Regions from separate parts of the Homo sapiens genome. Here region 1 is linked to region 2. A link is a loop called in an ENCODE intact Hi-C map of the cell type or tissue named here. Cell type or tissue: PC-9. All regions are shown on one strand. Each heading gives the region's core, and the rest is flanking DNA. Links, peaks and the distances in the headings are about the cores only. Region 1 has its middle 38 kb from the start of FAM136A. Region 2 overlaps TGFA (transforming growth factor alpha).

Region 1 (11,565 bases), core at 5,254-7,753, 140 kb before region 2:
ACTCTTTTTTCTTTTTTGAGATGGAGGCTTGCTGTGTCCCCATGCTGGAGTGCAGTGGCACGATCTCAGCTCACTGCAACCTCCGCCTCCTGGGTTTAAGCGATCCTCCTGCCTCAGCCTCCTGAGTAGCTGGGACTATAGGTGTGCGCCACCACGTCCAGCTAATTTTTTTATTTTTAGTAGAGACAGGGTTTCACCATGTTGGCCAGGATGGTCTTGATCTCTTGACCTTTTGATCCACCCGCCTCGGCCTCCCAAAGTGCTGGGATTACAGATGTGAGCCACCGTGCCCAGCCTTCTGCTAATACTTTTACAGTTAAAAAATATTTATCTTAGAGGGTATGATGTGAGGTTGAAATGTAGCTTTACTTTTTTCCAACTAGATAGCCCAACACCATTTATTCAACTGGCCACTCTTCTCCTACCATTTTGTCTTTTTTTTTTTTTTTTTTGAGACAGAGTCTCACTCTGTCATCTAGGCTGGAGTACAGTGGTGTGATCTTGGCTTATTGCAACCTCTGCCTCCTGAGGTCAAGCGATTCTCCTGCCTCGGTCTGCCAAGTAGCTGGGACTACAGGCATGTGTCACCATGCCTGGCTAATTTTTGTATTTTTAGTAGAGACAGGGTTTTGCCATGTTGGCCAGGCTGGTCTTGAACTCCTGACCTCAGGTGATCTGCCTACCTCGGCCTCCCAAAATGCTGGGATTACAGGCATGAGCCACTGCCCCCTGCCCCTTTTCCTAACATTTTGAAGTGCTCCTTTATCATATACTAAATTTCCATTTATACATTAGTCAGTTCTATTTGTTTATTTATATACCAATACTACCATTGTCATAGCTTTACAGGATAATTTGATAGCCAAGAGGACAACTCTACCTACATTGTCCCTCATTTTAAAAAAGAATCGTGGCGATTGTATATATTCTCTTGTGATGGATTTTATTTATTTATTTATTTATTTATTTATTTATTTATTTATTTATTTTGAGAGGGAGTCTCACTCTGTCACCCAGGCTGGAGTGCAGTGGCGCGATCTCGGCTCATGCAAGCTCTGCCTCCTGGGTTCACGCCATTCTGCTGCCTCAGCCTCCCCAGCAGCTGGGACTATAGGCGCCCGCCACCACGCCTGGCTAATTTTTGTATTTTTGGTAGAGATGGGGTTTCACCGTGTTAGCCAGGATGGTCTCGATCTCCTGACCCTGTGATCCGCCCGCCTCAGCCTCCCAAAGTGCTGGGATTACAGGCGTGAGCCACCGCGCCCGGCCTATTTATTTTAAGACAGAGTCTCACTCTGTTGCCCAGGCTGGAGAGCAGTGGCGCGATCTCAGCTTACTGCAACCTCCACCTCCTGGGTTCAAGTGATTCTCCTGCCTCAGCCTCCTGAGTAGCTGAGATTACAGGTATCCATGACCATGTCCAGCTAATTTTTATATTTTTAGTAGAGATGGGGTTTTACCATGTTGGCTAGGCTGGTCTTGAACCCCTGACCTCAAGTTATCCACCTGCCTTGGCCTCCTGAACTGCTGGGATTATAGGTGTGAGCCACCGCACCTGACCTAGATGGAGTTTTAAAAATCAGTTATGAAGTTTTATGAAAATTGTGATTTTGATTAGTATTACACCAAGTTTACGGATAATAATTTAAGAAAAAGTGATATCTTTATGATACTGAATCGTTCTTTTTTTTTTGAAGGGTCTAAGAAGGAATCTGTTATTGGAATATAGGTAATATATAGATTTGTGAGACTCTGGTTCTACAAAAAATTTTTTAAAAATTAGCCAGGCATTGTGGCATGCACCTGTAGTCCCAGCTACTGGAGGCTGAAGGGGCTGCTGCTGAGGTAGGAGGTAGGAGGATTGCTTGGGTGTGGGAGTTTGAGGCTGCAGTGAGCCATCATCGTGCCTCTGCACTCCAGCCTAGGCAATAAAGCAAGACCCTTTCTAAAAAAAAAAAAAAAAAAATTCTACACATTCCTTAAGTTTGAATATACCTGCTCTAGGCTGCACTATCGGAGACTACACCCTCTGCTGGTGGCGGGCGGGGTGGGGGGGTCCCTTTGGGTTTCTGTGCTCACTACCATGCCTTTCCAACCATCCCTTGCTTTCTAGACTTCTCTACTGTGTCACACCTTCTAATCCACAATTGGAATCTGACAACCAACCAATGCCAACCTGTGGGCTTTGCTGGTGGGTGAGTGAGGGCTTAGGCAAGTCCCTTGGGCACAGGGAGAATGAATGAACCTGAAGTTGGCACCATAGTTTTGCATGTGTCTCCAGGTCCCAGTAGCAGGGGTCACTGTATGTAAGGTTATAACCAGGGTGCCAGCTTTTCACCAGCTTCCTGGTGTTAGTGCAGGGAAATCGGGGTGGCTTGGCGCCCATGAGGGACCAGTGGGCTGATGGGAGTCACAGGTAGAATCAGAAGTACTAAAGCTATTCCTGGAATTTTTTTTTTTAGACCGAGTCTCGCTCTGTTGCCCAGGCTGGATTGCAGTGGCACGATCTCGGCTCACTGCAGCCTCCATCTCCCAGGTTCAAGTGATCCTCCTGCCTCAACCCCCCTAGTAGCTGGGGTTACAGGCATGCGCCACCGTGCCTAGCTAATTTTTGTATTTTTAGTAGAGACAGTTTTCGCCATGTTGGCCAGGATGGTCTTGACTCCTGACCTCAGGTGATTCACCTGCCTTGGCCTCCCAAAGTGCTGGGATTACAGGCATGAGCCACCGTGTCCAGCCTGGAATTTTTTTAATTTAAAAAATATTTTGGGCCAGGCATGGTAGCTCAACGCCTGTAAGCCCTGCACTTTGGGAGACTGAGGCGGGTGGATCGCTTGAGCCTAGGAGTTTGAGACCAGCCTGGGCAACATGGTGAAATCCCATCTCTACAAAACAAACAAACAAACAGACAAACAAAAAAACAACCACACCAACCCTCCTGCCCCAAATTAGTCAGGCATATTGGCACATGCTTGTAGTCTCAGCTACTTGGAAGGCTGAGGCGGGAGGATCAGCTGATCCCAGGGAGGTCAAGGCTGCAGTGAGATGTGATTGTGCCTCTGCACTCCAGGCTGGGTGACAGAGCAAGACCCTGTCTCAAAAAACAAAAACAATAACCAAAAAACCCCCAAAACAAACTAAGAAAATATTTTAAAATATTTGCTCAATGGAGCTATGCCTAGTCGAGCTGAATGGATCTGACTTTGTTGTGGCTTCTGCCAGCTTCGTCACAGCAAGTGGGAGCCTGCCCACACTTTGAGTCTATTGCTTGCTGGGACTAAGGACACATTGAGGCAATTTAGGCCCACCCAATTAGACTGAAGGTTATTTATAAACTCCCTAGATGGTTATGCATATTAATAATCAAATCTCTAAATAATGGCCAAGGACCTGATCTCTGTTTTTAAAAATTTAATTATTATTATTATTTTTTGAGACAGGGTCTCACTCTGTCACTCAGGCTGGAGTGCAGTGGTGCGATCTCTGCTCACTGCAACCTCTGCTTCCTGGGTTCAAGCCATTCTCGTGGCTTGGCCTCCCAAGTAGCTGGGACTACAGGCACACACCATCATGCCCGGCTAGCTTCTTTATTTTTAGTAGAGATGGGGTTTCGCCATGTTGGCCAGGCTGGTCTTGAACTCCTGACCTCAGATGATTTGCCCACCTTGGCCTCCCAGAGTGTTGGGATTACAGGCATGAGCCACTGCAACCGGCCGTGATCTCTGTTTTAAATACTCAACATCTTAAAAATTCCAGCATGGTGGCTTATGTCTGTAGTCCCAGCACTTTGGGAGGCCGAGGCCAGAGGATTGCTTGAGGCCAGGAGTTTGAGACCAGCCTGGCTAACACAGTGAGACTCCATCTCTACAAAAAAGGAAAAAAAAAAATATATATATATATATATACAAATTCCAGGAATTTCTTCTGATTCTGCCTGTGACTCCCAGCAGCCACTGGCCCCTCGTGGGCCCCAGACTCCCCTCGGGATCAGAGACCAGCAGGTACTTAGCATGCCCGTGAATCTTCTCTAAGTGTTTTCTTCCTGAAAACCTGAAGCAAAGAATGACTTACCATCTTGGGCAGGTTATTTCCCCTTCTTGGCTTCAGTTTTCCCCACTGAAGATGAGGTTAAATCAGTGTTTCTAAATCTCTCATCTGTGAAGTGATCCTAAACATCCTAAAACCAACTCAAACATTCTAAAACCAAAACCAAACTCTCAAAGCAATCCAGACAGTATTTTTTCTTACATGTATTGAAGAACATGTAATAAAATAGAAAGACATATATATATTGTGTGTGTATATTTTTTTACATAATAAACTATCCTTAAGGAACAGTGACCCAGGCCTGGAAACATGAGGTTGAGCTTGCTAGGCAGAGATAGGCACTGATTACCAACTGATAGTGGGGTTGATGGTACTGCTCTATGTTAGGTCTCTTGTCTTGTAATTATTACACTTTTTTTGTCATAAATTGTGCTTTTCATTCTTAATGCAATAAAATGATTTAATCTAATATTTTCACTTTATTATGAGATAAAACAACATGTAAATAAACTTTGCATCTTGTTGAGCATTTAACTCTCCTATGAGACAATTTTGTCTGCTTAATTGAATCCAAGTGACCTACCAGCATTCTGTCAAGGCATGATGATGATTTTAACAAAGTGTTCTTGTCAAATTTCTTAAGAAAGCACTGAATTTTAGGATCTCTAACGTTTCTTTTAGGCCAGTGAATTTATACTAATATGGATGTAATTCTGGGAAAGAAAAAAGAAGAAAGAGGCAGAGACTTTATCTAGTAGGAATTTAGTTACCTACCAATCAAAGTAAAGTCTGAGCATGCATGTGTGTGTACCTGTGTGTGCAGTGAGTGAACGAGAAAAACATGCAGGTATGACAAGGCTTAAAGTATTCTGAATAGATAGGCCTGTCCTGGAGCTTATCAGGAAACGCCTTGTCTAACGAACCTTTTCAGGACTTCTGCCACAGCCACACACATACCCAGATACACAGACACATACAGCCAGACACAGACACAGACATACACACATGTGCATGCACACACACACACACTCCTCAGAAATACAACCTCTTTTTAAAGAAATGAAGGCATTTCCAGCCTTGCTTTTTACTTTACAGGAGGCCTGGATGAGCTTTCTTGACAATCAGGGCTATTTCCGGTTACATCCGTGGTGCAGTGAAGATGTCTCAGGATTCTGACCAATTAGGTCTTTGGATGAGTTAACTTTTTTTTTTTTTTTTTAAAGACAGGGTCTCCTGTCACCCAGGCTGGAGTGCAGGCCTTTGCATGACAGTTAACCTAAAATTTTTTTTTAAAGAGATGGGGTCTCGCTATGTTGCCCAGGCTGGTCTTGACCTCCTGGCTCAAGTAATCCTCCTTCCATGTTCTCCCAAAGCACTGGGATTATGGGCGTGAGCCACCATGCCCAGCCCTAAGTTTCAATACTCATACAATCCTCCCTATGACTCAGTAGATCTCAAACTTTAGTGCGTTTATAATTCCTTTGGGGGGCTGGGTTAAGATACAGAGTCTTGGGCCCCCTGCCTTACGTTTGAACTGTGGCCAAGGGATCTGTGTTTTTACAAGCCCCCATGTGATGCTGATGCAGGAGTTTTATGGAGAAACATACCATCAAACTGTCTCAGAAATTCCATTAATTACTGAGAGGATCAAGGCACCAAGTATTATAGTAAAAGTATCCAAGAACCATCTAGAACACCGCTTTTCTAGGAGTTGCCTCCCTTCTTGTTCTCACAAGCAGAAGGCATTTCTGTTCCTCTGCTTTAGATGACAAAGCTAAATGGGTGCACCTGTAACTTGCTTATAAGGTACTATAATTTCCAGCCTCTTTGACTCACTGAGATGATCCTAGTGGAGTTTGGTTTTTGTAGTTTCTGGAATTGCAACAATAATCTAGCTTCTTAAAACTTTAAAAACTTTACATGATGCACAGAAACAAATACATTTTATTACTTGATCCAGTATACACATATGCAAACACACACATTTATTGAAAAAAGTTTCTCCACAAAACTTTTGTTATTACATTTTCCATTCTATTCTGTTCTCTACCAGTTAATTCTTAAAAATCAATGCTGGTCATGACACACTTGAATGATTTCATGACCCACTGATCTAGTTATCTATTGCTGCATAACAAATCATTCCAACATGATGACCTAAAGCAACAGTAATTATTTCAGTATCTTTCATGGTTTCTTTGGGGCAGCAATTTGGGAAGGGCTCAGTAGGGCCGTTCTGATTTAGGTGTCTCATGTGACTGTGGTCAGTAGCTGGGGCTGGAAGTGACAGACTGAATTAGCTATCTCTCTCTCCAGGTAGCATCCCCGTGTGGTCTCAGTGTGGGCTTCCTTGTGCATGGCAGCCTCAGGGCAGTTGAACTGATTAAGGTGCCTCAGAGCTCCAAGTGGAAGTCATATAGCATCATTTTCTCCAGAATCACAAGCCCACTCCAATGCAGCGAAGGGAACATAGACTCTACTTCATAATGGGTGGAGTGTCAAAGTCCCATTGTAAGAACAGCAGGTGGGATGGGACATACGAGTCACCTTTGGAAAATGAATTAGCCACATCGAGAGCACCACTGCAATTTGAAAAGTACTCCTCTAGAGGGCACTGTTGTCATGTGACGCTGGATCCATTTGACTGGGGAATGGGGTGGAGTGATGGGAAGTGTGTTGGGGAGACAGAATAAGGAATTTGGGTGTTGGCAAAGGGGCGGCTTATCCTTTTTGAATTGATCATTCCTTCTGTTGCATAGAACTTGTGATGGCAGTGATGGGGGGGTGTGGCCATGTGGATGTCCTAAGGGAGGGGAACCCAGCAAAGGAGAAGGGGGGCTAGTGACCAGCTTGCAGGGCTTTAAGCCTCTGTGCATTCTCCCCAGTGCCTAGCAGAAGTCCTTGCCCATGGATCAATTTGACAGCTAAGAATAAAGTGTCCATGGGTCACCAGGCAGAAGTCTGAGCTTTGGGAAGGATAGCACCAAGCCTAGCACCCTCACAGTACCCACAATTTCCACCAAAGCATGGCTGGCTCCATACTTCTGGTGCTTGGGTGCTGGCAATGATGACTTGGAAGACTGATGCAGATGTATGAGTGGATGTGATTGTCCAGGAAGAGTGATAAATAAGGAGAAAGGGGCCAAGGAAAGAAAACTGGGGCTTCCACATTTAAAGAGAAAAAGAGGTGGCAGAGGAGGCTGGGAAGGCACGGTCAGAGATGCAGGAGCAAACCCAGTGAGATGGTGGCATGGGCTGGGATGGTTTCTAGGAGGCAGTGGCCCTCAGGGTCAAGTGCAGCTGCAAAATCAAGAAAAAAGGGAACCATCAGATGTGGCAATGAGGAGGTCCCTGGTGACTTTTATGATGCCATTTGCAGGAAACCAGGTAGGCAGGGCATTTAGGGAGTGCAGTAGAGATGGGAGGGAGGAGTGAAGGGCTATAACTTGAGAAGAGGGAAGGGTCATGAGGTTTTTGTTTTTTAAATCTTGGGTGAGACTAAGCTGGCACATAGGCAAGGGAAAGGAGATGGAATGAGAAACCAAAGACTAAAAGGGAATAACTGGGCTGGGCGTGGTGGCTCATGCCTGTAATCCCAGTACTTCAGGAGGCCAAAGCCGGCGGATCACTTGAGACCAGGAGTTTGAGACCAGCCTGGCCAACATGGCGAAAGCCCATCTCTACTAAACATACAAAAATTAGCTGGGTGTGGTGGCGCATGCCTGTAATCCCAGCTACTCGGAAGCTGAGGCATGACAATTGCTTGAACACAGGAGGCTGAATTGCTTGAATACAGGAGATCGCACCACTACACTCCAGCCTGGGAGACAGAGTGAGACTCCGTCTCAAAAAAAAAAAAAAAAAAAAAAAAGCGAACAAAAAAAGAGGAATAACTGATACGGCCTGGTGTGAGGCATGGGGTCCAGCATCCAGATGGAGGGGTCAGCCTTAGAGGGGTAAGGTGGGTGTTCCTTCTGAGAGAGATGGGAACTAATAAAACCAGGAAGAGATGAAGATTTAGGGAGAGGGGGTGGTCTGCTGAGCTAGTTCAAGTGAGCAGTGAGGATTGGGTAGATGGCTTGAGAAGAGTTTGTTAGAGATGAGTGAAAAGCCTGTTTAGCATCAACTCACACATATCTAGTACCTACTCTGTGTCACATGTTTTCACAAAAATGATTTTATCCTTACAACAGTATGTGAAACAGAAAACATCCTTATTTGCAGGCTCCAACCTCTTCCTTGTTGAGTGAGTTCCTTGCTTACCTGAGCATAAGAATGTGCTTGTGAGGAAAAGGAAGGTAAGGAATCCAGGTCAGTCCTGAAGCTCAGAGCAGCCTGGCATCGCCTAGCCCAGGGACCCTTGATGAGGCTGGTTGCCTACTTGAAACAAGGGAAAGCAACCATGATTCTGTTTTGAGTCTGGGAAGAGGGGCTAGCATGGGGGAATGGGTCCCTCAGACCTTTGCCCAAGGTCTAGTCAAAGGGAGGAGGGGGAGGTGGTGAACTCTGCCTTCAGGAATACACGTGGAGTGGGGTGCAGTGCAAATAGCAGGGCCCTACCATCCATGTCTTTCTAGCTTTGCACCCCTGGACAAGCCACTTTGTATAAGCCTTTGTTTCTTCATCTGCAAAAAGGGGATAATTCTATTAAATTTGTATATCTGTGGAATGCAAAGTACCTGGAAATCCTAGACACCCAATACCTGCTGTTATTATTTTTTTGAGGTGGAGTCTTACTCTGTTGCCCAGGCTGGAGTGCAGTGGCACAATCTCGGCTCACTGCAACCTCTGCCTCCTGGGTTCAAGTGATTCTCCTGCCTCAGCCTCCTGAGTAGCTGGGATTACAGGTGCGTGCCACCACACCCATCTAATTTTTAATATTTTTGGTAGAGATGGGGTTTCACCATGTTGGCCAGGCTGGTTTTGAACTCAAGTGATCCACTCGCCTCAGCTTCCCAAAGTGCTAGGATTACAGGCATGAGACACCACGCCTGGCCCCTCCTATTATTATTATCATCATCATCATTTCATTTACTATCTCAGAGAAAGTCAGGAACTCCTGACTCAAGATCAGGACTTTAAGAATGTGGTAAGATTTTGGAATCTTTGTAACTAACACAGACCCATTTTATCACTTTTTATGTCCCCTATGACCTTATAGTAATTAGCAGTCAAATCCTTAAAACTGAGATGCCTGGGTACTTTATTTTTTGAGAAGTAACAGAAAAAGGGAGCCGGGAAGACTGTCTTACTTCACTGCTTGGACTGGAGTGAGGAGAATCCAGAAGTCAGAGTGGCTGCAGCTGAGATGGAGAAGAACTTGCTGCTTAGAGGAAGGGGACTGTAAGTAGCCAAGATGGGTCTTGGGGTACAGCTGAAAGGAAGGCATTTGGAGGGACCTGGGTGATGCCAGCCACAGCCAAATCATTTCCAGAGGGAGGGCTTCCTTGCCACTTCCCTCCAATGTGCCACTTCTACTGCCTAGAGCCTGGATGACCACGGGGTCCTGTGCCTCCTTGTCTCTCTGTGCTCATCTTGCCTGTGTCACTCATCAGTCAGAAGTGCCTTCAGGGTGGGGACAGGAACTTGTTCACTGTTGAATCTCCAGTGCTTACTGCTCAGTGCCTTCCCTGTGGCCAATCCTCTGTAGATGTGATTCATTGACTGCCTGCATGTCTGAATGAGTGAATAAATGAATGAATGACTAATCATTGAATAACAGAATAAAGCAAATTCAAGAACCTTGTCTCAGCCTGTTTTGAGTCTATTGAAGTGTTGCCCAAGTGTCAGTTAGGGTCACCTAATTCCTTAAGAATTAGATAAACTTCCTTTGAGCCATCTATTTCACAAATGGGAAATCCAGAGGTCTCCCTAACATTTCTGTGGGTTCTTAGGGCTGTGGGCTAGGGTGTGGATGGAGAAATAGTGGGAGAGAGGCTTATGGTTTCCACTGGTTCTAAACTTCTGCTTCCTCAGTTTAAAGACTGTCTCCATCCAACTCTGCCTTCTCCTATGTGTGCAGTACAATCTCTTCCTTTTTCCACATGATCCACACTCCCGCCAAACAAGGCAAGTTGTGTGTGGATCAGACTTCACTGTGGTACTAGGGGTTGGGGCAGAGGAGGAGTTTACATCATGACAACGCAGCAGTTCCAAATTAAATGTATTCTTACAATCCTTTGACATCCCACCACTAGAGATGTCTTGTTGGTTGTTTTATTACAGTGGACTCCAATCTTAAGCCATCTTATGATCTTCTCTTTACTTGTTTGCCCTCCTCTTTTTCTTCTTCTCATCGCTTCCACTCCAGGTTGCTTTCAGGACCTTCAAAATCTCTTTGTATTTTAAAGACCAATTTACCCCACCAAGAGCATCCCTGATAATAAAATAACTAACAACTGCAGAGTACTTACAGCCTTTTTTTTTTTTTTTTTTTTTTTTTGAGACAGAGTTTCGATCTTGTTGCCCAGGCTGGAGTACAATGGCATGATCTCGGCTCACCGCAACCTCCGCCTCCAAGGTTCAAGTGATTCTCCGCCTCAGCCTCCCGAGTAGTTGGGATTACAGGCATGCACCACCATGCCCGGCTAATTTTTTGTATTTTTAGTAGAGACAGGGCTTCTGCATGTTGGTCAGGCTGGTTTTGAACTCCCAACCTCAGGTGATCTGCCCACCTTGGCCTCCCAAAGTGCTGGGATTACAGACGTGAGCCACCATGCCCGGCCCCTTGATAGCTCTTAATACATATGCATAGAGATGTACAAGTGTATGTGTGCACGTGGGTGGTGGTGTGAGAGAGGTTTAGGTGGCATCCTTCATCTGGCCCAGGACCACCAAGGTAAGATCCAACCCAGCTCTCCCTTGTCTTCCTGCTATGGGGGCAATGAACAGGAGCCTGCAGGTCCCCTGGCTGTAAGAAGTACCCAACTCTAGGGCCAAGGAATGAGAGTAAGAAGCAGAGGGCCACTCTGTGATTTCTCCTTTGCTTCACCAATGGGCCTCTGCTTTAAGTGCAAAAGCGGTTAAAGGTGCTTGAGGCTTAATGTGTCTCATTAAGGGCTTGGGCTGGCGATGGCTGCCTCTCTCTGCTGAAGGCTGTGACTCCCTTTAAACAGCTCGCTCCCATGGCCATGGGTCTCTCTGTGTGTCCACTCCCTCCCTTGCCCCTCAGGTCTAGAGATAGCAACAGCTCCCCACTGTTGCTAGTTTCAGGATAAATCACAGGATTGTTGCCCTTAATCTGGTTCCCACCATGCGACTGATCTCTTTATTAAACTCTCTTCAATCATGCTAAGTGTGTCCTCATTTCAGTTCAGACTCTTCCTTTGAGTCCTTTGTGCCCTAGTCCTAGTTTTAAGAGTCTTGGCTACCTGTAGGAGACCTTAAGGGTCCCTCAGGTGTTGCTGGGTTCTCTAAGAACTCCTTAGAGACCTGTTTGAGACAAGGTCTTGCTCTCTTGCTCAGAGTGGAGTGAAGTGGCACAATCACATCTCACTGCAGCCTCGGTCTCCTGGGCTC
Region 2 (2,500 bases), core at 1-2,500:
AGCCTTATGCTGGTGGCATTTCCCTCATCAGTCTTACAACACTAAAAAAGAAGTAAAGTTAATCTGCTGTGACTTTTCATTCTTTATTTGCTGTAATAAATTGGTCTAATGTTTTCCTGGGAGTGTCAAGTTTTATAATCTACATTCTAAACAATCTTCAGGCATTTTTACATCATTAAAGTCAGAAATGTATTTGTCTTTTTCCATTCTCTGAGCAATTTTTACATTTGCTGCTATTTCTTAAAAATCACCAACAGGGATGGGTGATTTTTGCTACAGGTTTCTCAGTACATTGAAGTAAAATTCATCTGTACCTGTGATGAGTAAACTCATCTGTGGTATTAGGGGTCTTTTACTAGGATACTCACTCAACCTTTTATTTCATATTTACTATGTTTGTTTTATTCTTTTTGACAGAAAATATAAAAGCAAAATTATGTCAATAATAGTCTTTTCCTGGTTTTGCACTAACCTTTTCTACCTGCCACAAGAGATGGACTTATTCCTTCCTTTTTTTACCTGTCTGCTCCCAAAGATAGCCTCAGAAAACCATTGGTTTGTGGCCAATAGCCACAACTCTAGTTCTTTCTGTCCTTCAGTTTTCCTGACATTCTCATAAACACCTGCCACCTAGGAGGCACTAACGTGCTTGTTCCCTCAACAAAGTGCTCTTCCATTCTATTCTTTGTCACCTCTTGGGACACATCCTTCTTTTGATGTTCTTGCATAACTTACTAGATGATGTATCAGAGAATTCCTTCTGCAGCCACATTTGGGTTCCTTACAGTCTCTCTCCCCTTTACTTTCTCATGAACCCTTTGACTACAAACTCAGAACTCTATGAGCCTCTCAACTGGCCTGGCCTTATTCCCTTGTAGAATCATGCTTGTGGGATCACATGTGGTTTTACCCTGAATTTTTGGACACTCTGATTGCCTGAAATTGAACTCTACCTAGTGTTTCCTTCTCTCACTTCTATAGCACATATAGATATCAACCTGTTATCCTTTCTGATCAAGACTGCATTCACAGAAGCAGGTGTCCCTGTTGTCTTCTTTATCTTCTGAGTAATACATAACCAACAAGTATGTAAAGAATTCTTCAGGTGTTCAATTTGCAGCATGCTGAGATTTCCAGAAAATATACCCATCTGAAGTTTGTTGCCAAACCACATTCTATCCTTATGACTACTTTGTCATCAAGATCCAGACAATATTAATTTCTTAGATCAACCATCTATCTACAGAATTGATCTATGATGATTTAACTTTTGATATCCCGATTATTTTTTCTTGAAGCAACTGTCCATGTCATTATTGAGCCTATTTGTTTATTTGGGGCTGCCTGGCAAACATTTCTTTACTTCATAACAGCACTCAGGTTTTCTTTTAGGGAATTACCTCTTCCCCTACAGGTTTACATTGGCTTATCACCATGTTCAGATGTGCTACCCACCCTTCCATCCTCTTTACCTCAAATATGAATCTTGATAAGAAAGACAAAAAGATAATGCTGATGGAATTCATGCATTATAACTGTGGCATGTTGAGCAGAGTTTCTGTTCTGAGATAGAATCTGCCATTCCTGATTCCTGGCTTCCTGGAGTCATCTGGGTTACTGTTCTGTTCTAAGGGTGATTCTCCAGCTTTCCCACAGATTCTGTGTGCTCCCAACAGCCTTCCAACAAAGTTGCTTTTGTTCAAGTTAGTTGGAATTGATTGTTGCAACCAAAGAACCCTAGTTGATGTATTCGGAACAAGATCTGTTCTTCAACTGACTTCTTATAATGCTATTCCTTGTCACCAATTCTCCAGTGCCCACAGGATCATGGAATCACCCATTCAACTCACTGCAACCATTGATTCGCTTCAGTTTTCCAAAAACATTTCCTCAACAAGCCCACAGGCAGAAACTGAATTAAAATGCCAAGTTTCATCTATTCACTGCCCCCAAAGTGAGCTATAAATCTGTAGTTACCCAAGGTGGTAAGTCTTGTTTATAGCAATACTGTGTTCTGTAGCCTTACCGCTCTTCCTTCTTCTCTCAAGCTCACCCTTCCTAAATTGATACGCCTACCTTCACAGTCATCCCCCCCCTTTCTTTTTGAGACAGACTCTTGCCCTGTCACCCAGGCTAGAGTGCAGTGGCACGATCTGGCTCACTGCAACCCCCGCCTCCTGGGTTCAAGTGATTCTTCTGCCTCAGCCTCCCGAGTAGCTGGGATTACAGGTGCCCGCCACCGTGCCTGGCTAATTTTTGTATTTTTAGTAGAGATGGGGTTTCACCATGTTGGCCAGGCTGGTCTCGAACTCCTGACCTCATGATCCACCTGCCTCGGCCTCCCAAAGTGCTGGCACAGTCCCTTTTAGTGTTTTATGAAATTAGAAAATAAATCCAGGATCACCTCTGAAGACTGAGAATCAATCCAAAGGAACCGAGCACTGCTTAGTTTTCAAACCATCCCTGCTACCCTTCCCATAGCATCTGGCTTGACCATTTT

Evidence for each region. A loop is a pair of places that touch in the nucleus more often than their neighbours do. Peaks named below come from ENCODE experiments on the same cell type or tissue, not always from the same donor. Only the 100,000 strongest peaks of a DNase experiment are listed, where the experiment ranks them.
Region 1: a loop joins it to region 2, with 4 times the contacts of the local background. A loop is called at or near these places in 7 of 110 quality-filtered maps.

What each region holds. Positions count from the first base shown.
Region 1 is chr2:70,334,709-70,346,273 of GRCh38, forward strand. It overlaps the pseudogene BRD7P6. Among named protein-coding and RNA genes, the nearest start is that of FAM136A, 38 kb to the left of the region's middle. In PC-9, for the core only: a CTCF peak has its summit at 6,655 (motif pointing right); a DNase peak (open chromatin) is centred at 6,673.
Region 2 is chr2:70,483,152-70,485,651 of GRCh38, forward strand. All of the region lies in intron 2 of TGFA (transforming growth factor alpha), which reads right to left. Among named protein-coding and RNA genes, the nearest start is that of TGFA-IT1, 2.8 kb to the left of the region's middle. In PC-9, for the core only: no CTCF peak of the experiment used is centred there; a DNase peak (open chromatin) is centred at 1,140; H3K27ac peaks cover 2,490 bases.